Linked DNA regions of Homo sapiens: region 2 is linked to region 1. Evidence: read pairs that join two places in POLR2A ChIA-PET (ENCODE). Cell type or tissue: MCF 10A. All regions are shown on one strand. Each heading gives the region's core, and the rest is flanking DNA. Links, peaks and the distances in the headings are about the cores only. Region 1 overlaps KRT80 (keratin 80). Region 2 holds the start of KRT7-AS (KRT7 antisense RNA 1).

The links. Peaks named below come from ENCODE experiments on the same cell type or tissue, not always from the same donor. Only the 100,000 strongest peaks of a DNase experiment are listed, where the experiment ranks them.
Region 2: POLR2A ChIA-PET joins it to region 1 with 18 read pairs; 9 of 35 experiments call an interaction of 5 or more read pairs at or near these places.

The regions. Positions count from the first base shown.
Region 1 is chr12:52,167,300-52,183,517 of GRCh38, reverse strand. It overlaps KRT80 (keratin 80), which reads left to right. Exons shown (of 9, transcript NM_182507.3): 3 at 2,555-2,615; 4 at 2,910-3,005; 5 at 9,754-9,918; 6 at 10,355-10,480; 7 at 11,100-11,320; 8 at 11,805-11,860; 9 at 11,996-14,522. The coding sequence ends at 12,120. Among named protein-coding and RNA genes, the nearest start is that of KRT80, 17 kb to the left of the region's middle. In MCF 10A, for the core only: a CTCF peak has its summit at 7,306; a DNase peak (open chromatin) is centred at 7,327.
Region 2 is chr12:52,235,158-52,251,375 of GRCh38, reverse strand. It overlaps KRT7 (keratin 7), which reads right to left. Exons shown (of 9, transcript NM_005556.4): 2 at 16,010-16,218; 3 at 13,807-13,867; 4 at 12,601-12,696; 5 at 9,740-9,904; 6 at 8,239-8,364; 7 at 5,744-5,964; 8 at 3,165-3,199; 9 at 2,455-2,785. The coding sequence ends at 2,616. KRT7-AS (KRT7 antisense RNA 1) reads left to right here and starts at 3,928. Exons shown (of 2, transcript NR_146274.1): 1 at 3,928-4,199; 2 at 4,908-6,333. It also overlaps the pseudogene KRT87P. RefSeq lists enhancers at 970-1,576, 6,537-6,686, 6,737-7,166, 7,560-8,535. In MCF 10A, for the core only: no CTCF peak of the experiment used is centred there; DNase peaks (open chromatin) are centred at 7,145 and 7,775.

The DNA of each region.
Region 1 (16,218 bases), core at 2,665-10,664:
TCTCGGTCTTCAGGCCAGAGCCAGGGGAGCTACAGCCTGACTGTGCAGAGCCTAGGGCCCCCAGGAGCCAGGAGACGCCAGGCCAAGCCCCAGTAGGGAAGGGCTGTGCCCTGTCTCTACGGAGCCGATGAGATCAGCCTCACTCCCAGAAATAAACAAGTTGCGGGGGTGGGGATGGTGGTGCAGGTGTGACAAGCTAAAAAATGCCTGAGAATGGGTTTGGGAGCTGGTGGCTGACAGACTGGCAGAGGATTGGGAGTGGAATAGGGGACCTAAGCCTCTATGGGGATGGAGACTTCCGAAGGCTTTGAGGTAGCAGAAACCCCAAGGATCAGCAGTCTAGCCCTCTATTTACTAAGAACAAAGCAGAGGCCCAGCAAGGGGAAGCAACTTGCCCAAGGCCACACAGCAAGTGACTCAGGGATGCCACATACAGCTGTGCAAACTGTGCGCTGCACAAGTGTGCATGATTCAGGCGGTGGATAGGGACTGAAATCCAAACAAGCATCAGGCCATGCAGGGTACCAGGTCAAACAGCCCGTGAGGAAGGGGGCTTTTTTCTAACTGGCACAAAGGCTGGAGATGAAACAGTATTGGTCTTAAGGGGACTGGCTGCAGACTGGAACCCAGTGTCCAGCCGCAGCCCAGCGTTCCCCTCGGTCCTCTCCCCTGGGGCTCAGGGCTTATTCCCACCCCACCCACAAAGCACACCTAGAGGTCCAGGGTCAAGGCAGACCTGGCCTAGCCAGGATACCGTGAGGATGCTCCCTCCAGTCCCCTGACTCCTGGTGTCCTTCTCTGCCAGAGGGGGTTTCCCAGGGCAGCTGCCAGGCCAGCTGTCTCCCTCAACTCACCCTACTTATGTTCCCCTAGGCAGGGTGAGTGGCAGAGAGGCACCTGTGCTGTGCCAAGAGGCTTCCTGAGGCCGAAGCAGAGGGGCTGAGCCCCAGCAGGTGCTGTCCCCCGCTGCAAGCACTCTGTGAATTGCCCCCATTTAATCGTCACAGCATCACTATAATCGTGGCTGAGGCACACAGGAACTCACCCCAGGACACAGCTGGTTAGCAAGGAAGCCAGGATTTCAGCCCAAGTAGCCTGGCTCTGGTCCCCTTGCTTCATCAGCACACTCCAGGAGCCCCCAGTCCTTCCTTGAGCCTCCATTTCCTCATCTGTAAAATGAGACCAATGGGACTTCCCTAGCTGGGTGCTCTGAGGACCACCAGAGAGAGTGCAGGTGAAGCACTCAGCACCTGTTATTCCCCACTCAAGTCCAATTTAGTTCTCTCTGGGGATGCCTAGACAGCAGAACGTTCTCCCCGGCCTGCTCCTCTGCCCCACCCCCAGGACCTGTACCATCAAAGCCCCTAACAGACTCTTGGCAGCCAAGGCAGTGGCCAGGGAGGGTGTGGGCCCCTGGTACACTGAGACCAGAAACCCACGTGCCCTGCCATTGGGTCCACGCCCCTCAGCTCCTCAGGTGGGCTGGTGGGAAAGAAGAAGGCATGAGGGGCGCCAGATATAGCCAGCTCAATGGGTGATGAGTGACGCAGCCCTGCTGGGAGGCTAGGGCCTGAGGTAGGCAGGCGGCTGTAATTAGAGCCGCCAGTGATTCAGGCATTCCCCGAATAGGAGGGAAAAAAACAGAAGCTGCTGAATCCCCACAGCAGCTGGGGCCAGCGAGAAGTCTGGAGCCAGCAGACACCCACCCTGGGGCTAAGACAAACAAATGTCTTGACTTGAGGAAGAGGGTCGGGCCAGGGATCTGGGGGTCCTGTCCTCCCCACCCAACGGTGTCCTTGTTCCAAACCCAAGGTGGGAGCGAGTAAGAAGTCCAAACTGAGAAGAGCGTTATTGAGCTTTGTTGAGTATGGCCTATGCGGCCTGTAGCTGGCTGTCAACTGCGTCAGGGGTGGGTTTGTCAGCCCCCTGTACACGTGGGCACATGCCTACCCCTTAGAGGCAGGAAGCCAAGAGAGGAGGGGTGATGCAACTTGCCCAAAAACACACTGGGGGTCCCTCTGACAGCAAAGTTCACACTCTTTCCAGCCTCCCTTTGGAGGGAATACAATGGGATGGTGTCCTACTGGCTCGCAAAGCAGAGGGGTGGTGGCTGGGGCTGCAGGGAAGGCATGGAGGTGGGAGAGGTGAGGTGTGAGCAAGATGCTCCCAGCGGACTTGAGTGAACCTGAGATTGCCAGGGAAGGAGGTCAGGTAAAGATGAGGGGATAAAGTGCCAGGGTGAGGGGCTGCACAATCAGGGAGGCCTCCTGGAGGGGAGTGGGTGTGGAGCAGAGCCAGGAAAGGGCAGAAGCCACTGGGAGAGGACTGTGTCATCAGGAGGGAGTGAGGAACGGGGAGCCAATGCCAGGAGGTCGGGGGGAGAGAGAGAGGATGTGTCATAGAAGATGCAAGAGGGAGAAGGATGGGCTGCTTTTCTTTAATTGGCAAAGAGACCCCAAGTGGGATAGCACAGGCCCTGAGCCCCAACCAAGGGGAGTTCACCAGGCCCAAGCCCCCACCATATCCAGCTGAGCAACCCCTCTCTCCCTCCCAGGTATGAGGATGAGATCTCCAAGCGCACAGACATGGAGTTCACCTTTGTTCAGCTGAAGAAGGTAGCCTGCCCAGCCTGCCCCAGGGGCTCCTTCCTCATGGGCCCTGGGCCCTCTTTCCCTCCAGATATCCTACTCTCCTTTATGCCCAATCAAAGCCCTCAGAGGCTTAAGTCCCAGGACCAACAGACAGACAGGGAGATACCCCCATCCCCATCCAGCTCCTTTTTCGAGGCTCTGAGCCAGATCTCCTCTGGAATCACCCCCACTCTCACCCAGGAGGCAGCCCCCCAGCCCACTCCTGCCCTGGGACCCTCCATTCCCTCTCCCACCACTCACCACTGCTGCCAACCCCAGGACCTGGATGCAGAGTGTCTTCATCGGACTGAACTGGAAACCAAGTTAAAAAGCCTGGAGAGCTTCGTGGAGTTGATGAAAACCATCTATGAGCAGGTGAGTGAGATGGGGCCAGTGTCTTGCCAAGCCCAGAGCTGGCTGGTCCATGGGTAAAGGACACAGGGGAAGCACAGCCATCCAGTGGGGCATGGAACCTCCAACAGTCACTTACAATTTCCAGCCCCAGAATAATAATTTCCTAAACCCCTTCCTGTGATGGTGTCAATAACCCTGCATGACCCCTGGACATTCATCTCATGGAACATGGGCTGGTTCCCCAAAGGCCACTCTTTCTGGAAGAACTATACCTTTGTGTGCTAGAGTACTGAGGGCATGCTGGGGACCAGGTGCCTCGGACAAGGGTCAGGAGGCTGGCCTCAGTGGCATGGAACCCAGGGGTCTGGAACGAGCATGCTGATTGAACTGATCTCTCCCTAATTCCTGCAGCCTAAACCACAGCACCCACAGTGCTAGTTCTGATAGGCCTGCCTTTCCGTTTTCCCCATTTTTGGCGAAGACAGAGGAAACATTCGCATTTGTTTCCTAAGTCCTCAGTGGGGCCCAGTGTACAAGGGCCCATAACAGCATGGCATGCATCAACACAGCCATTAGATGGGCACTGCCGCTGGCTTCTGGACACCACTCCTCCATGCCAGCTGCTGACTCCTAGGCACCCTTCAGGATATGTGTCCTCCTCTCCACACCACTTGTTTCAAGGGTGAGGAGGTTCAGGGGTGACACTCCTGAGCTAAAGTCCCTTCCACAGAGGTCTGCAGTTCAGCTAGGAGCAGGCAGCACCACTGTTGGAGATAACAGGGCTTGCCCGCCTAAGTGCTGCACACTGCTGGTGCCAAGCTATGGCAGTGCAGCCAAGGTCAAGGCTGAGATCAAAGTCACCACCACAACTTACAGATTCTGCTAAAATGGCCCTATGATCTGCTGACCACAGCTTCATGGCTGCATCCTGTGGAAAGGAAGACCGGGCCTCATGGCCCTGTCATGGGTCACAGTCCTTTCCAGCAGTCCCAGCTGCCAGCTGGGGCCTCCGTGGAACTGAGTCTTGTTTGTGGCCACGAGAGGTAGCATAGCAGAGAGAACAGCAAACCCTTGGGAGCAGCAGGAAGGCAGCCCTCCTAGGCAGTCCGCTCTCCCCACAGCCCTGAAAAGCTTCCTGGCCCTAACAAATCCCCCCACAGCCAGGCCAAGTGCTATGGGGCTGACCAGGGCACCATGCCCACTGGCTGGGTGGGAACTGGGCTAGGGGCTTCTCTGCCCAAACTCACTGTGGGCTGGTGCAGCCCAGGCTGGCATCAGCAGGGCCATCTCCTGTCTCCACTGGGCTGGATCTCTGCCACCCTTAGGCCTCCACCCACTCATACTGCCTCTGAGAGGCTGAGTCCATGGGTGAGTGCAGATTCTGCCGAGCCTAGATGGAGTGCAGATTCTGAAAACCGAGCCCAGTGTTTCTCTACCTGCTCACTGATGTCTCAGCAAGCTCAGAGCTCAAGCTCTAAGCCATGATGCAGGCCCTGCAGCTGTAGAGACATAACTGGAAGAAGGCTGGGCATAACCAGTGATATTCCTGAGCACCCCACAAGACTTCTTGGCCCCTGCCCCAGTAGCCAGGCCTGTGGGTTCCCTTTGGATTTTGCAGTCCTTGGGCCCCAATCCCAACTTGGCCTTGTTTTTTTTTTTTACTATTTCTGTAACTTTAGGCAAGTTTTTTCTCCTCTCTGTGCCTTAGTGTCCTTATCTGTAGCATGGAGAGAGTAACAGGACCAGCCTCATAGGGCTGTGAGGAGGACTCAGCCCACTCATTCATTTAACAAATGTTTATTGCATGCCTACTAAGTGCCAGGCACTGATACCACAGCCTGGGCAAGGTCCCTTCTCTCAAGGAGGGCATGACTTAGCTGAGACAAGTCATAAGCAAGTCAGCAAATATCTGGACAAGATCGCTTCGCAGGGTGACAGATTCTGGGATGCAAAGAAACCGGGTGCTGCGCTGGAGCCGGAAGGAGGGAAGAGCCTCAGAGCCCATGAGCGGGGCCTCTCACAGGCGGTACCCTCCCTAAGAGTGGCAGAGATCCAGCCCAGTGGAGACTGGAGATGGCACAGAATTGCTATGCAAAGCCCCTAAGGCAGGAGGGGAGCCTGGCGATTAAAGAAAAAGAAAGAAGTCTCTGGTCAGAGCACACGGGGCAGGGTGGGAGCTTTGGGTCAGAGAGTGCCTCACAGGGTTGTCTCACGACTTGGACCTCATTCTGAGTGTGACAGGCAGCCTTCGGTGGGCACTGGGGCGGGGTGGCAAACAGCGGGTTTCAGGTGTGGTTGTGCTATCCTGAGCCTGCTGTGGAGAAGGGCTTGCGATGGAGGCAGTAGGGGCCAGGGAACCACAGCAGTTATTATTACTTTTGAAAGCAGCAAGATGGGGTTGAAATTGGAGGTTTGCCTTTCTCTCCATACACTGCTGCAGGCTAAGAGGGCAATGCTGACTCTTTGCCAAAACTATTCCCCACACCAGAGGGTGTCTTAAGTCAGTGCCGTCTGATAGAAATACAATGTGAACTGCATATGTAATTTTAAGTTTTCTAGTCACCACATTTTAAAATAACAGAAAAAATAATTTTAATAATATATTTTATTTAGCCCAATATATCAAAAATATAATTATTTCGACATCTACCTCATTGGACAGAGCAGCTCTGAGTAAAGACTGTGCCAGCCACACCTGCCTCAGGTGGAAGAAAAACCTGGCAGAACACGAGTGGCCCAGGAGGCCCTGATACTCTAGTTTCAGCTTTGGAGCAGACACCAGATCAGAAATATAGGCCTACCCCTGTGTCCCAGAAAACAGCCCTCTCGTCTCTCCAAAACATGTGTGTGTGTACATACACACACATGCACACACACACACACACACACACACACACAGCCAAGATACATTCTGAAAAGCCCTTCCAAGCCAACTGAGTAGGAGCTCATGGCCATGATCTGCTCAGGCCTCATCTACTGCAAACCCTCTGCCTCTCTCCCCTGGGGGCACAGGCTGGAAGGTTCCCCCACAGTTTCTGAGACACAGTCCAGCTCCCAAGTGTGTTTGGGGCCTGGCTGCATCCAGTCGGAATGCCACCTACCTGACCCCTACACTCTGGCTCCAGGGAAATTAGCTGTGGAATCTGCTGACAACCCCCTGCAGCCAGGCACACCTCGAGGGAGGTCCATCCCTGCAGAGAAAAGCCAGTGCTGCCTAAACTTTTGCATGGAGGCTGCCCCGAGAATAGGCTGCTCTGCCCCTGAACACTTTGTCCCAGCTTTATCACTGTTACCAATTACCATAATAGAGAATCCTTAACTACTGTTTAGTGAGCACCTAATATATTCCAGACACTGTGCTAAGTGTTTTCCGGACTTAATCTCAGTTAATTCTCACGACAACTCTATGAAGTAGGGATAATGATTAAGAGAGCACAGATTTTGAACAGCTTGGATTTGAATCCTGGCTCAGTAACTGTGGGAACTGGAGCAGGCTATTTTATCTCTATATGCCTCAATTTCCCCATCTATAAAATGGGGACAATAATAGCATCTACCTCACTGGGCTGTTGTGAGGATTTGTTTTCTTAACATATCCTAAAATACTTAGAACAGTAACTGACACATGGTAAGCATTCAACAAACATTATCTGTTTTCAGCTCTATAATTAGATCCATTTTACGGATGAGAAAACCAAGGCTTAGACACATTTAAAAACTTGACCAGGGTTACTCAACTAATAAGAAGTGATTGGCCGGGCACAGTGGCTCACGCCTGTAATCCCAACACTTTGGGAGGCCGAAGCGGGCGGATAACCTGAGGTTAGGAGTTCGAGACCAGCATGACCAACATGGTAAAAGCCCATCTCTACTAAAAATACAAAATTAGCTGGGTGAGGTGGCGCATGCCTGTAATCCCAGCTACTTGGGAGGCTGAGGCAGGAGAATTGCTTGAACCCGGGAGGCAGAGGTTGCAGTGAGCCAAGATTGCGCCACCACACTCCAACCTGGGCAACAAGAGTGAAACTCCATCTCAAAAAAAAAAAAAAAAGAAGAAGAAGAAGAAGTGATGGCATTCAGTGTCCAGAGCCATTAGCGCTATATTTTACTCTCCAACACTGTTACCCCATAACAGTCACAATCTACCCTGACGTGGGGAACACAGTGAGGGTGCTCACACGCACAGCAGCCTCCTAAGGGAAACCCTAAACTGTACTTCGGCTTAATTCTTAACCATTTGGAGGCTCACGTGCTCTCCAGGGGTCCCATCCCATTGGGTACCTCCACACCACACAAGCCCGAATTGTCATACTCTCTGCAGCCCGGCAGGGGCCTGCATGTCTGAACACGTCTGTGGATGTTCTGAACGCTCCATTTCCTGCTTTTGTTTACCAAGCTCCTGCTTAGCCTGCCTCTTTCCAGAAAATGTCTGGCCAGTCTTTTCACCCTGACTGGGAAGTCCTGCTATAGTGCGTCCTCACAGTGCGCCGGCCTTTCCTGGGGCCATAACGAATGCCAAGTTAGGCCCTCCTGTAGAAGCACACTGGAGGGCTCTGAGGCCCCCCACACCCACCGATGCCCACAATGTGTCAACCAAAACAGCCTCAAAGCTGCAGCTCTGAAACTGTCCCCAGCCAAGCCCCAGCCAGGGTGCTGGTGCCACATGGGAAATGTCGGCTAGTGACTGGGGCAGCAGAGGTGGGGCTGTGGTAACAATCAATCTTATTCTGACACGGGTTGGGCCATCAGCCTGCTTTTGCCCAGAGATTCTATTTTCATTTGAAGATCAACCAAAACCCCCAGCAGGAGACACCCAAGGGCAGCTGGCCACTGAGTTCAGGGTCCTGCCAGCTCCAGGGCAGAGACAGGCTGTCCCCCAGAGGGGCTTCCGAATGCCCGCCACTACCGCACCATCCTTGTCACCAGGAGGTGCTGGTGGGCAGAGTCAGTTCCCGGACAGGCTGCCCACAGGGCCCTAGCTGGCCCCTCATCCCTGTCGTCTACAGCTCAGAAGTCCAGCCTCCGCCTGAGACAGAAACCAGAGGCCTCAGCACAAACTCTCCAAGCAGAAAGAGAGACAGAGGATCAGGAGGGCGCCCAGAGTCAGGAACCAGGATCAGAACACAGTCAGGAACTAAAAAGCTGAGCCTGGATCCCAGCAGGCATCCGGGTGCACCGGCCAGTTTTCAGAAAATATTGAGGCTGGAAGAAGCACGTTGAACATTGGCACAGGGTACAACAATCAAACCCAGCTGTGGGGACTCTGCAAGGCAGACAGCCAGTGTGTTCAATAAGAACAATGGCAAAGAACAAAAAAGAGAGAAATGGAGATTACAGGAGACCTACAGACATATGGACCAACTGCAGTATACTGGCCTTGTTTGGATCCTGATTCAGACAAACACATTTAAAAAATGATGAGGCGGTCAGCAAAATGGGAATGCAGACTGAAATTTGATGATTGAAATAGGGGTCAGGGTGGACTCTGAATGCCAGAAGGAGCATGATGTGTCTGCACCCAACACCCACCTCCTGCCTGGCCCCCTCCCTGCCACCAACTCACTCGGTGCAATTCTCAGTCGACTCGCCTTGCTCCTCCTTCCCACAGGAGGCCCTACCCTTTTCAGCATCTCCAGGATAAGCAGCCCAGGGCCCTTTGCAACCTCTAGAGATCCCTGGTCCCACCTGCCTCCCTACACACCCCTGAGCATTCTGGCTAGAAAGGTGCGAGGCTGTGAGCAGGAAAGAAAGCTGGTCTGGGGCCAGAAAGACAATGAAGAAGGTGTCAGCCCCTTGTCTCCATCCGCTAAGGGAGCGTCACAGCAGCAGCAACAGGGGCTCCGGGGCCCACCCTGCCACTCACCGCTGTCTCCACAACATCTTTATGCCTCAGTTTCCTCCTCTGGGGCTGCAGCAGTGCCAGCCTGGTGAGGATGTGTGGAAAACGCTCAGCGCACAGTCCAGCCTGCAGGGAATTCCTCAGGGAATGGTGGGTTTTACCATTTCCAGAAGTCTCCAGGGATAGGAGACGGTGAAAATATTGTGGTCGTCCAGGCAATGTCCCTTGGCTAGAGAGGGAGTGGGCGCTGAGTCTCCAGGGGGACCCTGAAGTCAGAGTGCTGGAGGCTGCGCCCAGGCTCCTCACAGGCTGTTGGCTTTCAGTGGGGCCGGGAGAGGGGAGTACAGGTTTGTCAGCCTCCAGCCCACTCCACCCTGGTCACTCCCTGGCTTCCCTCCCAACATTTACCAAATGAACTGAGGCACTCCTTTCCCAGACGTGGGGGCTCAGAGATGAACACAGCTCTGCCAGGCCCACAAGGAGCTGCTCGTCCAGTGGGAGAGGCAGAGCTGTACCCCACAGCACAGGAATAATGAAACAGTAAACAGAGGGGCCCAACTCACAGCCCCAGAGCCTGACTTCTCTGGCCCTTTCCCATCAGCCAGGAGTAGGCCATCCCTCCCAGGAGAGGGCAACAGTGCAGGCAGTGGGGAAGCTTGCAGGTAGCCTTTAAAACCAACAGTCCCAGCCTGCCCTCCACTCAGATAGGGGGACTGTGGGTGGGTGAGCAGTGGGCAGTGAGCTGCCTTCCGAGAGTCCTGGCTGGGGAGACGTGGCAGGGAGGCATTCGGCCTTCCATCATCTCTCCAGAGGGACAGGAAGGGAGCAGCTCCACTCTCCGCTCACCCCGGGGACAAAGTGACTGTGTGGGGCTGAGGGTCCTTGTGCCCTCCCCACCAGCCCTGAGCCCCCACATCTGTGCCCGGTCAGGAGCTGAAGGACCTGGCAGCACAGGTGAAGGATGTGTCGGTGACCGTCGGCATGGACAGCCGCTGCCACATCGACCTGAGCGGCATCGTGGAGGAGGTGAAGGCCCAGTATGACGCCGTCGCGGCTCGCAGCCTGGAGGAGGCCGAGGCATACTCTCGGAGCCAGGTGGGGCTGACCACACAGGGCACGAGAAGCAGCCTGGACAGTTCTCTGGGTGGCAGGAAGGGCTGGACTGGTGATGGCTGAGGTTGCCTGCAGCTCTCTGTCCTGAAAGTCTATGAGAGAGGAATGGAGAAGCACAGGGACGGGGCGGGCGGGGGGAGACCACAGAAGCTGGTCTGTGCCCTCCAGGAGTTCAAGGTGGTGCTGTTATCAGCAATGCTAGGCCAGATGTGGGCATGGCCCATGGGGCTCAGCTAGGGCAGCCAGGAGAGGCCACCCAGAAAGGGAGGTGGAAGGGGGAGCTGAGGGAGCCTGGCGTGGCGTGGTGGGCTGCAGAGTTGGAGATGGGACTGGAGGATGCAAGAAAAAGCAGAGGCGGGTAACAAGTGCTGGGAGCGGCACTGAGCTGCCCCTCACTGAGACCTCCATGTACCTCCAGCTGGAGGAGCAGGCCGCCCGCTCGGCCGAGTATGGGAGCAGCCTCCAGAGCAGCCGCAGCGAGATCGCGGATCTCAATGTGCGCATCCAGAAGCTGCGGTCCCAGATCCTCTCTGTCAAGAGCCATGTGAGTATCTGGGGGACGCGCCTGGGGGCGGGGAGGAGAGCAGGGAGACACACAGTCATGTGTGCTGAATACAGGCAAGACATGACTGAGTGACCCTGTGTGGGTCGCTTAGCGCCTCTGTGCCTCAGTTTCCTAATCTGTCAAATGGGATAATAGCACAGCCTCCTAAAGTAGTTATGAGGCGCTCTGCATACAAAAATACTCTGTAATCTGGTCAAGGCTGCTGGAACGTTAGAAAGCCCCCACACTACACACACCCAGAGCCCACTGCCTCCCTCCTGGGAACCCCCACCAACTACACAGAGAGGAGGGAGTAGAGGCCTAAGTCCCAGCTTCCAGCCAGGACAAACCTTCAGGGCAGGTGCTGCCCCATAAGGACAGCCGGGACAGGCTCCTTTAGTGGCTTGCGGTGCTTTCCTCTGGCCTTGGGAAGGTGCCTCTTCAGGTCTAACTGAACTCCCTCTTGCTGCATGGCAACCAGTTACCACACCCAGAAATGCCATTGCTCAGCCCTCCCTCCCCACACCTACCCCCACCAAGGACAGAGACGACTCCTGGCCCTGGCCCGCTCCTCCTTCCCCTGCTCACAGGCCCTTTCACTCTGTCCTCCTGGCTGCAGTGCCTGAAACTGGAGGAGAACATCAAGACAGCTGAGGAGCAGGGTGAGCTGGCCTTCCAGGATGCCAAGACCAAGCTGGCCCAGCTGGAGGCCGCCCTGCAGCAGGCCAAGCAGGACATGGCGCGGCAGCTGCGCAAGTACCAGGAGCTGATGAACGTCAAGCTGGCCCTGGACATCGAGATCGCCACCTACAGGAAGCTGGTGGAGGGCGAGGAGGGCAGGTGAGAGCCAGGGCTGGTGAGGAAGGGCTGCAGGGGAAGGAGGGCTGGAGGCCCAGGCCTACACAAAGTCAGTTCTCCTTTCCAATATGATACAGTGAGCCTACCAGGCCTGGGTTTAAGTCTTGGCTTAGTCACTTACAAACTGGGACCTTGGCCCAGTTCATTTCATCCTGTTTCCCCATCTGGAAAGTGGGCTGATCATAAACATGGTTCACCTGTGGCAGGGATGATTCATGTGATTATGCCTGCAAATGCCTGTCAAAACTCAGTGCTCAATGCTATTAGCCATTTATGCCATGGAGATGGGACAGAGGCCCAGGAAGGACAAGCTGGCTAGCCAGGGCCACACAACAGGGCAACCCCAGGGCTGGGAGTGACCACCAAGAACTACCCTCCACTTGCCAGCCCCCAGGGGAGTTTAAGCCACAGGCTCTCTTCGCATCCCATCATATCCCTCTCCCACCCCCCCGTCCCCCACCCCCAGGATGGACTCGCCCTCAGCCACTGTGGTCAGCGCTGTGCAGTCCAGGTGCAAAACCGGTGAGTCCTCTTGCCCCGAGAACCCATGGTGGGGTGAGGGTGAGGGTGTAGGGGATCATGATCCTAAAGGCATCATTTTAAGTGGCTCCCAAACCTCCAGCCCCTTCCCTCCCCTACCCCTTATGTTCCCTGTAGCTGCCTCCAGATCAGGCCTCTCCAAGGCCCCCTCCCGAAAGAAGAAGGGCAGCAAAGGCCCCGTGATCAAAATCACCGAAATGTCAGAGAAGTACTTCTCGCAGGAGTCGGAGGTCTCAGAGTAAGGCGGCTGGACCCCAGGAACCCCAGGGCACTCCACTGCAGCAGGAGGGACTTAAGCTAGACTCAAGAAAGCAGCTTGGAGCCTCTAGGTTGAGAAGAGAGGCAAAACCTGATATTGAACTGAGAGAGGGGTTCAAAACTGACTGTGTTTTGTGGGCTGCCAGGGTGGGAGAGGAGCATCACCAGCTCCTCAGAGCCACTCCGCTCCATATCAGTATCTCACAGTCCCATCCTTCCAACCTTCTGGCCAGAGGTTTTCCTGATGGGTGAGTCGGAATTAGGGGTCAGTTTTGTCTCCACCTCCTCGCTCCTCTGAGGCTCCTCCTCCAGCATCAGGCTCTGCCAAGGCCCCTCTGACTCTTGCCCAATCCTTGACCTTGACTCCTATCTCAAGCCTTGCCTTGTCTCTGCCTCGGAACTGGGACTGGGACTGGCTCATCCACCTATGTGCGGGAGCCGAGGAGGACGGCGTGGGCCCTGTCCTGTATCTGGAATTCCTGGGAAGGCTGGCTGCTGAAGACCCTCTTGGCTTTCCCGTGCTCTTTGGGCTCCCCAGAGACCTGACAGTATTAGGGAGTGAAGGGAGGAGGGGCCCTGGCTATTTGGGACCTAAGCCTAGGCCCCAGAGATCAGCCCGAACACCCGCATCCCTTCCTCCTCCCATGGGTCCCTCCCAGTAGGCAGTAGTCAGAACTGGATGGGCTGCCCCCAGCCAGCTCCCAGCAGCTTCTCCGGAAGCTGCTCTTGCCATAATCAACTCCCTGGGAGTGGAAGCCAGATGGCAGCTTGAGATTGGGCAGGAGCATTCGATCTTCCTTTCACCTCCCTGCCATGCTGGGGTCCTACCCAGCCTGGATCTGAGCTCTGTGCCCCCAGCCGGGTTGTTCCCAGCCTGAGCACCGGGCTTTGGTGCACCAGGCCTTGGAGACCCCTGGTCCCACCCCTGCCGTGAAGCCCCAGGCCCACTTCCCAAGAATCTCACTTCTCAGGGCCTCTGTTCTCCTCTCCACTGGGCCAAATAGCCTGGCCCTCCCCTCCTTGGCATTCATGGGGGAGCCCAGGAACCCCCCACACCTATGGGGTTAGAGCTCCTCCTTTCTTCTCACTCCTTCCCCTTCCTCCCTCCATGCCCACTCCCCCTGCCTCCAGCAGGCCAGGAAGAAGGCACAGTCCAGGCAAGTCTGGGAGCTTCCAAGCCCTTGAGGTCCAGCTGTGGGGCCCAAATGACAGCCTTACAAGGGTTCTACCAGAGAGGAAAATTCCACATCCCACCAGAAGACAGGGGTGTTGGCAGGCATACTCCTATCTCCTCCTCTTGGCTCTCAATGCTGAGGCTTGCAGAGGCATCCCAGCGGCACCAGCCTCCCACTGCACAGCTTCCTTCCCTCCTTCACTCTCCTCTCCCCTCCCTGCCCCTTGCCTCACCTCCTCTTCTAGACTGCATTAGATTCATTCATCTCATTTGCCAGGACATGTTGGCCAGAGGTCTGGGCCCATCCCAGGCCTCAAGGCCCTCCAGGCCTGTGGGGAGCACTGGAGGGTTACTGACTCTCTGGCCATGGGAACTCAGAGATTCTCATCCCCAAAGTCCCAAAAGAGGGTGCTGATTGGTGCTTTTCCTCAGGCTCTTCATTGGTTTCCAAGGGAGCAAATCCTCAGTGGGGATACAAGACATATAAAGTATATATTATTTTTTCATAACTTATGTGGCTTTTAACTTATTGCTTCCCTTCCTGTTTCTGCATGATCAGTCTGTATGTACTATCTGGAAAGATAACACATACTCCAGCCACCTCACCTGATTGGCTATCTTGGGGCCATGTCCCCTTCTTGCTGCCACAGGATGAATAAAGTGTTGAGATTTGTCTATGGAGAAAGCTGTGTGTCTGTTTTTATCTCCCCTCTCAGGACCAGTCAGCCACTGGTCAATCAGGCTGATCATGGAACATTAGGAATTCTCCAATTAAGGGAGAAAAAGTCCAGGGACTTAGTTATATCTTCAGACCAGTGCAGCTGGTACACACAAAGTTCTCCTGTCTCACCATCTGATATGGTTTGGATGCTCGTCCCCTCCAAATCTCATGTTGAAATGTAATTCCCAGTGTTGGAAGTGGAGCCTGGTGGGAAGTATTTGGATCATGAGAGAGGATCCTTCATGAATGGCTCAGCACCATCTCCTTGGTGATGAGTGAGTTCTCACTCAATTCACATAGATATGGTTGTTTAAAAGAGTCTGAGACCTCTCCCCTCTTTCTCGCCATGTGATATGCCTGCTCCCCCTTCACCTTCCGCCTTTACTGTAAGCTTCCTGAGGCCCTCACCAGAAGCTGAGCAAATGTTGGTGCCATGCCAGTACAGCCTGCAGAATTGTGAGCCAAAATAAATGTCTTTTCTTTATAAATTACCAAGTCTCAGGGATTTCTTTCTTTTGTGTATGTGTGTGTCTGTGTGTGTGTGTCTGTGTGTGTATGTGTGAGACAGAATCCTGCTCTGTCATCCAGGCTGGAGTGCAGTGGCTGGATCTCGGCTCACTGCAACCTCTGCCTCCCGGGTTCAGGCAATTTTCCTGCCTCAGCCTCCCGAGTAGCTGGGATTACAGGCACCCACCACCATCCCCGGCTAATCTTTTGTATTTTTAGTAGAGATGGGGTTTCACCATGTTGGTCAGGCTGGTCTCAAACTCCTGACCTCAAGTAATCTGCCCGCCTCGGCCTCCCAAAGTACTGGGATTACAGGTGTGAGCCACAGCGCCCAGCCAGGGGATTTCTTTATAGTGTGTTTAAGAACACACTATAAGCACAGCCAGGCCCCTGGGCTGACTAATACACTGTGCTGCACTGAGACTGCACCAACGTTGACCTATGTTCCCAGCGCCTCCTGACATATCCAGGCACCACACAGGCTGCTTTAGCCAGCACACATGCTGGGGATTCCCCAGTGGTGGCAGGGTTTCTTCTTAAGCACTTCTGCCCTACTGGGAATTGACACAGCCCAGAATGTATTCTGATGCGTACGGGCCCAATCCTGCCAAATCAAATCCCAAGTCAATGCATAAGGATTGAGGACCTTCTCCAAGCCCAGCCTTGTGCTAAGACTCCTCCAAGACAGGGGTCCACCCCTCAATCGCAAGTAGTTCACAGTCAGGCTGAGAGATGAGATATCCACCCAAGGTAGCCACCCTGGACTTCGTCACCACGTGCAGAAGTGGGTGCTATAAAGGTCAGGGAAGAGAAGGGCTTGTGGAGGGAATCAGAACAGGCTGCTTAGAAGAAGGGGGACTTTAAGTGAACACAAAGGATCTCAGTTAGGAGACAGACCAAAGCAGGAACAGGTGTCTGTCTCAAAGGAAAGGAATAGCGGGAAGGGACGTGGCAGCATTTGTGTCCTGGCCCACCCACTCACCAGCAAGGAGACTTTAGGCAAATAGAGCATCACTTTCCTCATCTGTAAAATGGGGCACACCTCTTCCCTACTTAACTCACGGGGTGCTTGGGCATTTGATGAGGTGGCTATGTTTATTCATTTCAGGAAAGCCACATCTCTTGCTTCTGTCACTCTGAACTATAATAGCTCAACAATTGTAAAGGATTATTAGTGATGGTGTGATTATTACAGCAGACATTAAGGATTAAAGGTGACCAACTAATCAGGAGACTCAAATGCAAGCAAATAGACCTCGTGCTGGCTAAGAGCACAGCACAGCCAGGCCCCTGGGCTAAAGTTCAGAGGCTTGAGTTTATCCATTCTCCTGAAGACCCTGAAGGGCAGGCTCCACTCTCAAAACTCTGAAGAGACTGATAAGCCACATACCCGTCCAAGAGAGGCCTAGAGCTGAGACCAGCTCTCTCATTTTATCTCTGTTTTCTGTTTTATTAATTTCTGAGTCAGAGTTTGAATTTCTGAATATGAATATGAATTTCATAGTCAAGAATTTCATGAGGCCAGGTGATGGCTATACCTGAAATCCCAGCACTTTGGGAGGCCGAGGTAGAAAGATTGCTTAAGCCCAGGAGTTCGAGACCACCTAGTCAACATAACAAGACCCTGTCTCTATGAAAAAAAAAAAAATTAGCCAGGTATGGTGGCAAGCACCTGTAGTC
Region 2 (16,218 bases), core at 3,621-11,620, 67 kb before region 1:
GCTACCGTTAGTATTAGTGTATTTTATGTGTGGCCCAAGACAATTCTTCTTCTTCCAGTGTGGCCCAGGGAAGCCAAAAGATTGGACACCCTTGGGGCCTGGGTGTGGTGGCTTACACCTGTAATCCCAGCACTTTGGGAGGCCAAGGCAGGTGGATCACTTGAGGTCAGGAGTTTGAGATCAGCCTGGCCAACATGGTGAAACCCCGTCTCTACTAAAAATAAAAAAATTAGCCGGGCAAGGTGATGGACACCTGTAATCCCAGCTACTAGGGAGGCTGAGGCAGGAGAATCACTTAAACCCAGGAGGCAGAGGTTGCAGTGAGCCGAGATCGCGCCACTGCACTCCAGTCTGGGCGATAGAGAGAGACTCCGTCTCAAAAATAAAAATAAAAAATAAAAAAGGTTGGCCACCCTCGCCACAGAGCCCAGGTGTGTAGTAGGCTACAACATGTAGGTTTGCGTATGTGCACTCCATGATGTTCGCACAATGACAAAATCATTTAATGCTGTATTTCTCAGAACATGTCTCTGTTGTGAGGCGAAGCATGGCTATGTCTGCCTATAGAGAGGACCTGGGCTAACAGTGTATCAAGGACGCCTGAGGCTAAGACTGCAGGAAGGAGTGCCCATGTGAGGGTTTGAGGGGCGCGCATAGAAACAGAGGGGAGAAGCTCTGAGCAGAAGGGGCCTCTGGCCGCCAGGAGACTGGGCCCTGTCCTCCCCCTCTGGCAGGTGTCAGCAGCTCTCGCGGCGGGGTCTTATGCGGGGACCTGTGCGTGTCGGGCTCCCGGCCGGTGACGGGCAGCGTCTGCAGTGCCCCCTGCAGCGGGAACGTGGCGGTGAGCACCGGCCTGTGTGCGCCCTGCGGCCAGAGCAGCGGCAGCGGCCGCTCCGTGCGCTTCGCCTGAGCGCCCCACTTTGTACCGACGCCGCCTCACCAGCAGCAGCCTCTGCCTCCAGAGGCAGCCCGGAGCTCCCACGGTCCCCAGACGTGGGGAAGGAGGGCTTCGGGGCCCAGCCTCCCCATCGGCCCCCACGCCGCGCCTTCCTGTCTCGCATCCCCGCCCGCTAGTCCCTTCACTGCTTCCGAGAGCACAGGGCTCCTAGCCCGCAGCTCTCCCAACCCCCGAATCTAAAGGACTGTCCTCGCAGCCCTAGGTAAAGACCCCGGTCCGGAGGCCTGGATGCCTGTGGCTTCTGAGGGACAGATGGGCCTGGAGCCCCTTGGTGTGGACTTGCTGTGCCTTCTAATCCAATGTCTTCTAATACACGTGCAGGACAGGCCACCTCTCCTGCCTGGCTGCCTGGCTCCCTCCCTCTCCCCTGTGCTTGTCTCAGCATTTCCAGTAAAGCTCCTGATCATATGCATTGTGCCCTGAGAGTCTCTCCTTCCTCTTGCCCACTTGGTCTTCTTAGTCGGGAGGGAGAGGGCCTGGATCTCCTGACACCTTGGGTGGGAACCCCATCACTGTGGCTGCTGGTCCACTTTTTCCACTCTCCACCCCAGCCCCCACCTCAGCATTTGAAAGTTCCCTGACCATAGGGTCAAATATACAGACTTCCTCCCAGAAGCCAACACATCCCACATAGCTCCCCCATCCACACCACCACCATCACCCCTGGGGTCCCAGACACAGAGACCTCCCTGTGGCTCCACAGTACCCATCATATGTGCTGCTGCCCATCAGGGACACATTTCCCCATGCATAGGCCCTGCCACAGAACACCTGCCACACTCACAGACACACAGACCTGTGTGTCGGGGACTCTGACATAGAAGCCCCCATCAAGCACTGACTTAACACAGATGTCCTTCCCCACTCCCATGGATCCAGATACAAACCCATCCCTCCACTAAGGTCCTAGGCACAGACCTGTTACCGGGGATCTAGACTCTAGGACCCTCCTCCCATGCACACACACACCTCCCCCCCACAACCACTACCTCCACAGAATTCAAGATGCAGAGGACCTCTCCAGGGCCCCAGGCCTGGCTGACCATGAGCCTGGCAGACCCAGCACCAGGAAGGGCTGAGGACGGCTGGCATGAAAGTTGGCTGGGCCACCCGAAACTGGAAGCTGGGGCAGCTGAACGTCTGTGGCCTCCTCACAAAAGGAATGTGCTCTGGCAGCTCTGGGCATGGGGGGAGGGAGGCAAACAGCCTTTCCACCCCCTTAGCAGGGCAGCCCTCCAAGGCCCAATTGCTGGCAGAGCCTGCATTTCCCCGTGGCTCTTCTGGGCTTCCTCAGGAGAATCTTTGGGATCAGCCCCAGACCTGGAGGCCAAGGCTCACCCTAGGTAAGCGTCCTGCTCCTTAGAGCAGCACCCCATCCCACCATGTGCCTTCTCAGTCTCCTGCACAAAAGGCTTCCTAGTCACCAGGGAGACCCTGCCTTCTCTAGTCCCGTCTTTTCCCCTGCCCAGCCTCATGAAGCCAGGATACCAGGCACGTGGATCACTCAGGCCTCAGAATGAGGCTGCTTTATTGGAAGCTATTCTGACATCACTTTCCAGACTGTCTCACTGTCTTGGGACCAGGCATGGGAGGCAGGGGTGGGAATCTTCTTGTGATTGTGGGTGGTGGCTGGAGGAGTGGAGTGGTGGGAGGCGGCTCAGTCGCGGGCACTCCTGCGACTGGCGGATGCGGTCCGGATGGAATAAGCCTTCAGGAGCCCAGGACCCGCACTGCTGGAGAAGCTCAGGGCATTGCTGCCCATGGTTCCCCCGAGGGTCAGCCCAATGCCACCGCCACTGCTACTGCCACCAGTGGAATTCATCACAGCTGGGAGAGAAAAGAGGAGGGCTCTCTTCAGCGTGAGGCTCCCTACCAGGGACCCCATCCCTTCACTGCACCCCACCCTCCTGCCCCAGCTGCCCCTCTCCCTCACCCCTGCCCCCCTCCATGGGCCAACCCAGAAGGAGCATCTGACAGGGGTAGGGCTGCTCCCCAGGTGCTCCTGGCCCCACCCTGCCCTCTTGTAGTGCTTCCCAGGCCATTGAGCCTGGCAGTATGTGCTCCAGGGGACCTGTCAATCCCTGTAGAAAGGAAGGAGTCTCCTGGCCCCTCCAGCAGGGCCCTGGGCCAGTCTGCCATTCTCTAGACCCAGCCCCATCTAAACAGCACAAGGGATGCTTCCCATGGGCCGCAGCCAAGGACTTACAGATATTCACGGCTCCCACTCCATCTCCAGCCAACCTGGGGGCAGAGGACAGACAGTGAGGACGGCTCTTTCCTAGCGTGGGAGGGAAGCGCTCTCAGCCCTCTCTCCTTCCAGGCCCCAAGCAGGATCATTGATTTTTCCTTCTTGCCCCACACTTCCAGCCTGCCTTCAGCCTTGTAAAAGGAGCGAGGAGGCATGCAGGAAGGGAGTGTTCACCTTGGCCCTTCTATCCACTGGCCACCTGACCCCAGGCAATGTCTCAGGGCCTCCATTTCCCACCTATGCCTTGGGCCCAACTACAGGACCAAATTCATGGGCCTGTGAGGGTTAAATGACATAATCTGTCTAAAGCCCTGAGCACCTGGGATTCGGTGAATGGTAGCTGTATGTGTTATTTATGTAGATGGCTGCCTTTCCTCACCGTATCATAAAATCCTAAAGGTGTCTGTGGCCTATTGATACTTTTATCCCCAGTATGAGGCCTGGAGAAGTCATTGCTTAATATATGTCAAAATAATTCGTGAATCGTTGACTGATTGAATGGGGCTCCAGCCAGGACTAAGGAAGGAGCAGGGAGTGGGGGTGGCTTTAAGCAGCCAGTGGGGCTGAAACAGGTCTTGCAGTAGAAATTAAAAATCCATTCGGGACAGCTGGCTATGTTTGTTTTGTGACTCACAGTCCCATTGTCACCAAGGCCTTGGCCTTGGGGATCAGTTTGCTCTGTGGGGGCAGGGAAGACCTCGCTTTGGTGGAGGGAATGAAGGGAGCCTCGCTGGCCTCTGCGGCCCCAAGCCCAGGAAGCAGGCAGAGCAAAGGCTGAGGGAAAGAGAGAGGTTTGCTGAAAGCTTCCAGGGGGCTTGCTTAAATGGCCCCTGCTGGTGCTGGGAGTTGCTGGCACTTGTGGGTGGGGAGAGGGAGCCAGGTTGCAGTCAGGCAGCAACTCGAAGAATTTCTGGTACGATGCCTAAGGAACTCAGACGGAAGAGGCCTGAATGTCCAAGGCTCTAGTGATCTGTGTGACTTTTCTCATTCTAAGTAAGTGGGGTTTTTTTGGTAACTTTGTATTCTTAAAGTAGGCCTCCCAGTTTGAATGAGTTTCTGGACCACAACTCTGATAAGTTAAGAGATAAAAGCAAGGTATCTACCTCCATATCCCCCCAGGGTTGGGGGAACCATATCCTCTCAGAGTACCCGGATCTAAGCCTGGTTACAGCAGCTCAGACTGAGATTAAGCTTTCAGAAGAGGATGTCTCTGCGTGCTGTGTGACCTTGGGCACACTACTGACCATTTCTGAGCTTCAGTCCCCTTTTCTTCCCATGGGAGGAAGCCAGATCAGGTACCACTCTAAGAGTCCCCCAACTCTGACTTCTATGACAACAGAAGGCCCAGGGTATGGGTTGTAGAGAATTTGGGGGCCCTGTGCCTGTGGGAGAGGCGAAAGCAGAGAGAGGCATCTTGGCTGGAGCTCCCTGTGCCCAGATCAGCTTCTGTGTTCCCAGAGACTTTTGGTGTTAATTCTTCTTCCCACAAAGAAGACTGGGTGCTAACCCAGGGAGAAGGCGGGTCAGCAGCAGGGGCAAAGCCCCTTCCTCCTCCTCTCCGCCTCCTACTCATACCCTGCGGCCCTGTGTCTCCTCTTCTCCTCCCAGCACCCAGGCCCTCGGCCCTAGCACCCCTTCACTCCCCATTCCCTTCCCTGCTGCTCCATTCATCCTCCGTCATGTCTCTCTCTGGCCCCTTAGGAATAATACTCAGAAAAGAATAAGTTCTTGTATACACTCAGCATTTTACAAATGTAAGTTACTGGTCTCTGGGGGTTTCCTCTGTGGATGTTTTGTCTCCTCCACCCTCTGCAACCTCCCTGAGGGCAGAAACATGTCCTACGTATTCTCTGTTGCCATGGTGTCTTATAACAAGCCAAGAATGAAGAGGTTGAGTTCGAACCCAACAATATGCCCATGAAGGCCCAGCTGCATAGACAGAGGTGGCATGCGGTTCATGAAGAATGTGCTATCAGACTCCCCCATTCCAGCCTCCTCTCTGACTGCAAGTGAGTCTGCAAATATCTCTGGGGACAAACAAAACGATCCCCCTCCACCACAGTCAGTTAGCCCCACATGATGTAGCACTTAGTTCTGTAGTGAGAAGCAGCCTGGCGTCCTGGAAGATCCTTGGAGCAGGAATCAGCACACCCTGACTGCACTCTGGCCCTATTCCCTCAATTAATGAAACTCAACCACAGCTTTCCCCTCTGGAGACTAAGGAATCAATCGTCTCTGACCTGACTACCTGAATGTGTGCTGAGGATCAAATATGATAACCCTAAGAAGCCGCACACACAAAGGGACTGTTATCATTTCAACCTGCCCACTGAGCTTCACACTCCATGGTCTTTCCTTCTAGAAGGTCATCTCATTGAAGGCAAAGAGGCAAGCATCAGCTCTGTGTTCCCTGCATCCCCACACCCAGTGCCCTGCAGAGGAGGGGCATACAGGAAATGCTTGTAAATGGATGAATGTCAAGCCCCAAACCCCACGGAGCCCTAGAAGCATCCCCTTTCCAGGTTCCTTGTCCTCACCGGCTCTCCTCGCCCTCCAGCAGCTTGCGGTAGGTGGCGATCTCGATGTCCAGGGCCAGCTTCACGCTCATGAGTTCCTGGTACTCACGCAGCTGCCGTGCCATATCCTGCTTGCCCCGCTGCAGGGCGGCTTCCAGCTCCTCCTGCTTGGCACGAGCATCCTTGAGCGCCAGCTCCCCACGCTCCTCAGCCTCGGCAATGGCGGCCTCCAACTTGGCACGCTGTGGGCAGCAGTGCAGCTGTAAGCTGGGGCTCACCAGTCTGCCTTCCTGCCTGCCCATCCTGCAGTGAGCACCCGGGCAACTTGCTTAAGGTGGCTTCATTGGCACCACCTACTCCCCCAAGTACCAGAGAATCCTAAGGGTTAAACACATAGGTTTGGATATCCAACGCCTATGTTCCAGTTCTGGCTCTGCCACTTACTAGCTGTGTGACCATGGATGAATCAACCCTGCTAAGCCAAAGTCCCCTCTTTTCTAAGAGAACATCAGGAGATTTTGAGGATGAAATGAGATAATATACAAGATGTCCGTGGCACAATGTCTAGCACACAGCAAGTGCTTAATAAATGCTATTGTGATCATTTTTAATGAATGCTATTATGATTTTCAAACCCCCAGTCCCCCAGCCCCAGCCCCCAGCTGCAGGAGCTCGAAGACCATGGGATCTTAATTGAGTCTCCAGATGTCAGGCAGCTGACAAAGACCAGAAACCACCTATAAAATAGGAACCAGTTGAGAGCAGGCGCAGAATAGGAGGGCCTGGAGCAGAGAGACCCTCCTAGATGCCCCCAGATGCCATGAGATGCATGACTCACAGTCCCCGGGTTTGGTCAGGGATGCTCTGGTTCCAGACCTGTGCCTGCCTGGAGCAGCTGCCACTTTCTCCCTGGCCTTAGAGTGCCCTCTGCTTTAGGCTCAGCCCCCACTGCCAGGAGCCTGAATAGTCCCAGGCCTCATCTTGTTTAGCTCAGAAAACCACCATCCCTGTCCCCTGGGCAAGGACTTCTCTCCCTTCTTACCGGCCATTCTCTATCCTCAGATCCTCTTCCCTCAGTGGAGGCAGTCTGCCTCTCTGCCAGAGACAGCATTCCCCAGGAGGCCCTCTGACACTCTGCCCCTCGGCCACAGCTCGGTGCCCTGCCCTGTCACACTGGTGCCCCCAGAGCCAACGCCATCCCCGCTGCCTCTGGAGACCCCTTGTAGCTCCCCATGACGCCCCTCAGTGGTGGTAGACACCTGGCTATAGGCCTGGATCCGCCCTGTTGTGTGAGAGGAGAACCGGATGTAGTAGAGGCTGCAGGGTTTGGGAAACCACCATTTGTTATTCTGTGCTTCCCCTCCTGGCCTGGAAGCTGGCCCACTTCATGGGGTGACTCACGGCCCTGCCTCTGTGCCCCAAGGCAGCCTCCGCCCTCCTGTAAACAGGCCCACAGGGCTCCAAGGGGAGGACATTTGTGGGTAAATCACCCTCACATCCCCCCACCACCCACAGCTCATCTGGAAATCAGCTTTCCGAAGCTTCCACATGTGTGCCCTCCCCCTCTCTCCACTGCAGACACCTGCACAGGCTGAGCTGCCCTGGCCACACACTACTCAGCCAGGGCTGGGGGCCCTTCCCCCATCAACACCTCCAACCCCAGCTTCCAGCAAAGCTCATCCTCCCAGGCAGTCTCTCATCTGAGACCCGTGCCCCTGCCATGTGCCAGGTGCTGGAAGAGAGGAGCAGTGAACCAGACAGACAGGGTCCCTGCTCTCCAGGCATCTGTTATATTCCAGTGGAGGTAGGGACCATCAATCACTTAATGAATAAGACAGAACATTTCAGAGAGTGACAGGGGCTTCAAAGAACTTCAGACAGGCTGCCGATAGAGGGGCTGGTGTTTGAGAGTGCCGTCTCTGAGAAGGGGTCTTTTCCTAAACCCCAGGGAGGAGAAAACAACAACCATGGACAGAGCTGGGAGAACCACATTCCAGGGGGAGGCAACGCCAAGTGCAAAGGCCCTGAAGCATGACCATTCTTGGCAAATGCAAGATGCAGGAAGCAGGTTAGCATGGCCAGAGCAGAGTGAGGGGAATCGTGGAAAGTGAGGTTGGAGTGGGTGGGAAAGGGCCATGTGAGTCATTATAAGGTCTTCTGCTGTCCTCTGTCCCTGCAATGAATGATGAGCTCCCAGGGACAGCGCCCTGCAGCCAGAACCAGGTGCAAGCAGAGTGCTCAGTATCAATGTGGAACCAGTGGTGGCTTTCTTCTGGCCAGCCAGCCTGAGTCTCCCTCCACAGGCTCTGTGCACATCCAGGACCTTTCTCCCATCAGCCCATGCCAGGACCTGGCCAAGAACATTCTGTGCTGGAGATCTCACAAGGGGGTCTGAGACAGTGGCACCAGCTTTGGCCGGGAGATGGGAACCTCCTGCTCCACATCCTGAGTTTGGCCTCAGCTGGCCACCCCTGCATGCCCCAAGTAGCAGGGGAAGCCAGGAGGACTTGTCCCACCTGGTTCTTGATGTTGTCGATCTCAGCCTGCAGCCTCTGGATGGCCCGGTTCATCTCTGAAATCTCATTCCGGGTATTCCGGAGGTCGTCCCCATGCTTCCCAGCCTGGGCCTGGAGGGTCTCAAACTGGAGGGGCCATACAGAGAGTTATGGCAGAGAGATGGGCAGTGAGTACAGGTAACTCATCCCTCTCCCCACCCAAGGCCCCTCCCAACTTATATTTTCAGGGAAGGACAGTCTGACTCCCATCAACCTTTGCCCGATGCCAGGAGACCAGACAGCAGTGTGAGGAAGGGATTCATTCTCCTCCAAGCCAGGCAGGGAGGACAGACAAGGCTCCGCAGTCCCATCCCCATGGACCCCAGGGCTCTTCCACTCCCACCATGCCCTTCTGCTGGAGAATCACTGAGAGTTTGAGATTCGCACCCATTCAACACCCAGAACACCCATTTCACAGGTGAGGAGAGTGAGTCTTGGAGAAGAGAAAGCACCACCCAGGGATCACACAGCCAATCAGTGATGGAACGAGGGCCTGAACCCAGGTCTTCTTGTTGGCATACTTGTGTTCTCACCCAGGCACCATGAATGACTCTCTATCTCTGCAGGGGCAGACCTCTCAATCCTTGCCTCGGGATCCCTTCTTCAGGAACACTGGTTCACCCCAGCACCCACTCCTGCTCCCTCAGCCCCTGCACCATCAACTGTCCTGCCACCATGAAGTAGATGTGATGATTAAGCCTCCCAGGTCTAGGGCCCTCACATTCAGGATTTAGTCCCTGCTCTTCCATCTACTAGCTGTATGCAGTTAGGCAAATTACTTAACCTCTCTGTGCCTCAATTTCCTCATCTTTAAATGGGGGTAATAGGCTGGGTGCGGTGTCTCACGCCTATAATCCCAGCACTTTGGGAGGCCGAGGCAGGTGGATCACCTGAGGTCAGGAGTTTGAGACCAGCCTGGCCAGCATGGTGAAACCTCGTCTCTACTCAAAATACAAAAAAAATTAGCCAGGCATGGTGGTGCACACCTGTAGTCCCAGCTACTCAGGAGGCTGAGGCACGAGGATCACATGAACCAGGGAGGCAAAGGTTGCAGTGAGCCAAGATCGCACCACTGCACTTCAGCCTGGGTGACAGAGCAAGACTCCATCTCAAAAAATAGAAATAAAATAAATTAAATTAAATAAAACAAAATGGGGGTAATAATGATGCCTATCTAATAGGGCTGTTCTGTGGATTACATGAGTCAATAATTACATGAGCCTAGTACTGTGTAAGTACTTGCCATATTTTAGCTATTATAATGATTAATCCATATCTATTTCCTCTGCCCTGTCCTCCCATCTTGGGATTTTCTCCAGGGCTGAGCACCACAGACTTAAACCACTGGTGCCTGCCAGAACAGTGGGACCCAGGCCCTGAAGGCTTGAGACAAGTTGAGGAGTAAGGGAAGCTGCCACCAAGGACCCTGGCAGGAGGAAATACGCCCCTGGTGGCCTCACACCTTGGTCTGGTACCAGGCTTCAGCCTCAGCCCGGCTGCATTTGGCCATCTCCTCATACTGCGCCTTGACCTCAGCGATGATGCCGTCCAGGTCCAGGGAGCGACTGTTGTCCATGGACAGCACCACAGATGTGTCGGAGATCTGGGACTGCAGCTCTGTCAACTCCTGTAGGGACCAGACGGGACATCAGGACTTAGGGCAGGATCCTATGCCCACGCCCACCCTGGGATTCCCCACTCACAAAGGAAAGAAAAGAGAGAACAGCTGGGAGTGGGCTGAGTCACCAGGCAGCAAGGGGGCCCAGACCCAGCACACATTAAGTTACTTCATTCTGCCCACCCTTGGCTCCCTGAGGGCCCATTAGCAGTGTCTCAAACGAGAATCTGGCAGGGTTAAAGGGGATAAGGAAAGGGACAGTGTGGTGCGCTGTGGTGACTTCTCACTGTGAGGTTCTGTAGGTGCACGAGCTCTATTGTGAGGGAGGCCATGGGGAATGGATGAAATTATCATATTCCACCATGCTACAGAATACTCTGCAGTCTGTACACCGATGATATGGCTCCAACTACCTGTGGGGAATATGCCCATGGTATACTGTTGCATTAAAAAAAGCATGATGCGTTCTCACTCATAGGTGGGAATTGAACAATGACATCACTTGGGCACAGGGCGGGGAACATCACACACCGGGGCCTGTCGGGGGCGTGGGGGGAGGGGGGAGTGATAGCATTAGGAGAAATACCTAATGTAAATGACAAGTTGATGGGTGCAGCACACCAACATGGCACATGTATGCCTATGTATCAAACCTGCACGTTGTGCACATGTACCCTAGAACTTAAAGTATAATAATAAAAATTAAAATAAAGCATGATGCTATTTTTATTGAAAATGTATATTTCTATATCTTTATGTATATGTAAGCACAGAAAAGTCTGGAAAGGTAGACACAAAGATGGTAGCATTGGGTATAAGTAATCCATTTTCTTTTTTTTTTCTTTTTTTTTGAGACAGAGTTTTGCTCTGTCACCCAAGCTGGAGTACAGTGGCACAATCTTGGCTCACTGCAACCTCCACCTTCCAGGTTCAACCAGTTCTCCTGTCTCAGCCTCCCGTGTAGCTGGGATTACAGGCACCCGCCACCATGCCTGGCTAATTTTTGTATTTTTAGTAGACACGGGGTTTCACCATGTTGGCCAGGCTGGTCTCCAACTCCTGACATCAGGTGATCCACTCACCTCGGCCTCCCAAACTACTGGGATTACAGGCATGAGCCACCACGCCTGGCCAAGTAATCCATTTTCAATTTACGATTTACTTAATTTTTTGGTTGTTTTGCAATGAGTATGTATTACTTTCACCATGAAAACAACTTTATATATATACACACAGGTGTGTTTACACATAAATAAACTAAACTTTCACCATGAAAAGAAAACTTTATATATATGTGTGTGTGTGTGTGTGTGTGTGTACACATGTGTGTTTACACATAAATAAACCATGTGATAGACCCAGGAAGACCTGAGATTAGAAGTGCCTGAAGCAAGCCTCAAAGAAACTTCCCCTGAAATTAATGAATCTGTGGACATTTGCTCTGAGGGGCTGGTGGAGACTGGACGTTCAGGCAAAGACTAGGCTGAAGAACTGGTTTGTAATTAACCTCACAAGCTAATTATGCCCAGCCTAGCCTCTGCCAGGTGACTGGCCACCCTACCTTCTGCCTAAGGCCAGAGACTCACACTGATGAGAGTGGAGAGATTTTTAAATCCCCTTGAAGAAAAAGAGCTGGAAACCCCGGAGGACAAGGGTGAGAGGGAGAGAATAAGAAGGGAAGGGAGGACATTAGAGTGGTGAGTTGGCAGGCAGCTACCCACCCAGCCCCTCTGGGAGTAAATGCTCAGGCAATCCAGTCTCTCCTGACTTGGGCTCCCCTGCTGGCCCTACCTAGCCCACCTTTGAACCCTGTCACAACCTGGAGTCCCCTGACCTCCTCCTGGTTCCTTCCAGTCCCACCCAATCCCCCTTCCTTAGAAATGCTGCGATCATCCCATGTCTCTCCAAGGTCAATCCTGATTGACTCACCCCCACCTCCTCCCGAATCCTTAGCCTGTCCTGAATTCCTGAGTCCAGAAGGGATAAAGGGCAGGATAAATCCTCGCAACCCCTGATGAAGGAAATAATGTATATAATGGTCCATTTCCAAGACAAAGTGCTTTAAATTGGCTTAGGTCAGCAAACTACAGAAGAAATAGGATATACTAGCCCTTTGCTTGAATAGCCAGTGCCTGCTTGTCAGCCCCCAGCTTCTCTTGCCCTCACCTGAACCAAAGAAGTTTAGTCTAAAATGAAGGTTTTCTAGCCTGCAAAATGGCTCACTTTTTCTGTTCTTATCAGCCTGCCCAGCTACTTAGGTCATAAGTCAAATACTTAAAGAGCCCTTGAGCTGACTAGGATTGCAATGCATTGTAGGCTGCAATAAAATGCAGCAAGACAACCTAAAAAAAAACACCTAAAGCCCCAACCCAACAACCAATAGACAACGTCCAGGAAGATCGTGACCCCATAGTACTCAGCCTGTGAGGAACGGAGGGAGGGACCTGTGCACTAGAGGATAAATTGCTTGTTGTGGCTGTGCTGGGCATGCCTGCCCATCAGACACCCATCTTGCAAGACTGTCATTAAAATCTCACTTTCGCTGTTCTCCAGGTCTCTGAGTCCATTCTTTGGGTTTGGACGGATGAGTTTGTTTCTCACACTGACACATATCTGGACTGACACAGAGGCGGGGGGCTGGACCAGATGGCTCCCTGGTTAGAATGGGTAGGATAAGACATGTCACCCAGCTCCATGGTCCTCACCGTCTCATTGAGGGTCCTGAGGAAGTTGATCTCATCATTCAGGGCATCCACCTTGGCCTCCAGCTCCACCTTGCTCATGTAGGCAGCATCCACATCCTGGGGGTTGGGGCAAGATGGGGCAGAGGGAGACCATGTCCTCAGTACAGGGAACATTTAGTAGGGGTGGAAGCAGGCCTGCCCTGTCCAACCCACAGGCCAAATACTACTGCCCTACCCAGAAACAGTTTCTACAGCTGCTGTACATGGTCACAGCATGAAGCTTGCCCTGCTGACCCTCCAGACTGCATGGTGGGCATCAGCACTGGTATCCCAGAGCAACTGAAGCCCCAACCTAGCACTTGACCAGTTCCTAAAGACCTAGATGGTTTCAACACCACTAGCTCCACCTACTAACCGTGTGACCTGGAACAAATCACTTCAACTCTGGGAGCTCAACTTTTCGTCAGTCAGTAGCAGAACACAAAGTCATTCAGATTCCCAGCCCCGCTCCCAGAGATGGAAAATCTCCAAGCTATGTTTTTAATTTGCAGCATGGTAACTATGATGCAGGTGGGCCTCAGATAACACCCCAGGTGAAGATGGTGTCTGAGCCTCTTCCAGCTGCACTTTCTCAAGCTTAAACTCCTACGGACAGGCCTCACTTTTACTCATTCCTGAATCTCCAAGGGCCCAGCTCCCAGGGGCAAGTTGCAATTCTGTGGTTTGGCCTGGAACACCAACTGCTCAGTGTATTGAAGAGAATCTTAAAGGGCATGTAGACAAGACCCCTAAGATACTTCTAAGGCGTTCCAAGCTTGCACATCTGCAGGAACAGAGAGCTCATGCTGGCTCGAGGCAGCTCATTGCATTCATTCAGCAAACATTTCAGGCCAGCCAAGCAACACCTTTGTGATGAAAATGTTCTGGCTTGAATAGAGCACTCCTTATTCAGTGTTGAAATCTCCCTCTATAATCTCCATCCTTTGCTCTTAGTTCTAACCCCTAGAGGCCTAGAAATGAGTCTAATCAGTCACCACACACACACACACACACACACACACACACACACATACACGCACCCACAGGACAGGCTGTGCAGACTTCCTCTTGGACAGCTCAGGCAGGCCTTGGCCAGAGGTCCCCATGGGCTGCTCAGGTGAGAGGATCCTGTGGTCCTTTGTCCCATGTTTTCAGACAACCCTCCTCGAGCCTGTCTTTCCCACTCACCTTCTTCAGCACCACAAACTCATTCTCAGCAGCTGTGCGGTGGTTAATTTCATCTTCGTACCTACAGTAGAGGAGGGCCTGGTGTTGATGCAGCTTTGCCTCCATGCTCCCGTCCCCCCTCCGCCATATGCAGCTGTGAAATCTGCCCTGCCTCCCTTCCCCTACTCTTTAAAGACACACCTGAAAAAACAGGTGTCAGCTACAAAACCAAATTTCCCTGACTTCCACGCGGCCATTCCTAGGGCTTTGAGTCTTGGCATGGGGGGTTGTTGGTGGGGCACATAGGAAACATGTGAATGACAGCACAAAAGCTGCATGTCCTGGGAGAAAAAAAGCAAATAATAACAGCCATATGCATGAGACTGTGTTCTATGGGGTGTGCACCATTATGTGCTTCTTATGCATGAGCTCATTTCATCCTCACAGCAAACCTATAACGATGGTACTGTGGTTATCAGAGAAGGGAACAGAGACACAGAGAGGCAGCGTAATCTGCCCAGGTCACTAAGCTGCTAAGTGGCACAGCCCAGACTTGAACCTTGGCAGCTGACTCCAGCCATGCCCTAATCACTACCTAATCCCACCCCTCAGGGGCAAAGAAGGAGTCTGAAGGGGAGGAACCCTGTAGAATCAGGATGAGGGATACACAAAGTCCTGAAAGAACCAGGTCCCGCCTGATGATCCAGCCCCCATCCTTCCTCCCATAGCTCCCATCACTCTTCCTCCCAAGGAGCCACTCCTGGCCCTTAGGAGGACCTGGGCAAACAAGGCACAGAGGAAGAGACCACAATGGCTTAATCTAATGTTTATGTTGAGACTCAAAAAAAGGTGTTGGAAACAAGAGTTCCAAGAGCTGCTGGAAGCAGTAGGGACAACCTGGGGTGGAAGGCAGGACATCCAGGTAGGCCAAGCCCCTTCAGGAGCCCAGACTCAGGGTTGGAGGTGCCCATACCCTCAAAGTTGCACTCCCTCAAGTTCTGTAGAAGCTGGAAAATATCTGCAAGGCTTTCCGTCCACCCCTGCCTTGGCAGTGCACAGCCAGGTCAAGAGGGTGCACAGATCGGAACTCCCTGAGCAGCTGCACACAGGGACCCTCCCTGTACTCCTTCCCTGGACTCCCTTCCAGTTCCTCTTTCAGTCCCAGCCTGGATCTCAGACTGGCTCCACAGGAAGGTGCTCTGAGGGTTTGGGGTGGGGGGAGTATGGGGGTGGGCACCAGGTATGCACACACGCATGCACACACGTTAGTCCTGACAACAGGGGCTGAATGATGGCCCCACACCTTCCCTACTCTGCACCTGTCTGGTTCCACCTGCTATGGGACTAATCCTGTTGACTTTTGCCCTAGGGAAGTGGGAGTGTTGGGGGGGGGCACTCCACAGAGACCTTGTTTGCTCTCCTCCAGTCAGAGCCAATGTGTGACTCCTGCTTAGTCACACAGCCACAGGCAGGGGACAGAACTCACTCACTGCCCCAGTGCCCCTCAGGTGTGCCAGGGTGGGGCCCAGCCTGAGCTTCAGGCTTTTGTTTCTATTCAATGAGAAAAGAGTGCAAAAAGACCTGTCCTCAAAAGCCCCAGTCCCAGCCTTCCTGAGCCTCCTTCTGGCTCCTGCCATGACCAGACCCACCCTCAGCCTCTGCGGCCCTCGCATGGCTCACAATGACCATTTTCCCTCTCTGCTTCTTTGCTTCCCAAGTTGGCTCTGTGTCCTCTCCTAGGAGTCAGGGACCTAAAATTCAAGTCCCAGCTCTCCCAGTGACCTTTGCAGTGTGAGCTCAACCAAGTCCCTAAACTTCTCTGGTCTCTAATTCCTCACCTGAACAAAAGAGAGTTGCTCTAGAATAATCTGTGAAGGTCATACCAGTTCTGAAGCACCCCTGTCAGAAGACACTTTCTGCCCTACTCTCTCTCGGGGCCTTGGTCAGACACCCAAAGGAGACAGTGCAGGTCAGGGCTGGGCTGAGACATTTCACTGGGACTGAGTCAGGGGAAAAGACCAGAATGATTTGGAAACAGCCCCCAGGGACAAAGAGGAGAGAGGAAAGGCAGGAAATGTGTTGGTCAAGACTGGCCCCTCAGGGAGTTATTGGACTGAGCAGCTGCATGCTGATTCCTGAAGCAGGGGGACTTGCACAGGGTCAGCTCATGAGGGTCACATTGGCCCGGGGCAGGGGTCTTCGCATGTGGCACAGGGGGCATTACTTATTCTTGAAGTCCTCCACCACATCCTGCATGCTCCGCAGCTCCGCCTCCAGGCGGCCCCCATCCACCTGCAGTGCCTCAAGCTGACCCCGAAGGCCAGCAATCTGGGCCTCAAAGATGTCTGGGAGGCGGCTGCTCTTGGCCGACTTCTGCTCCTGCAGCAGCGTCCACTTGGTCTCCAGCAGCTTGTTCTGCTGCTCCAGAAACCG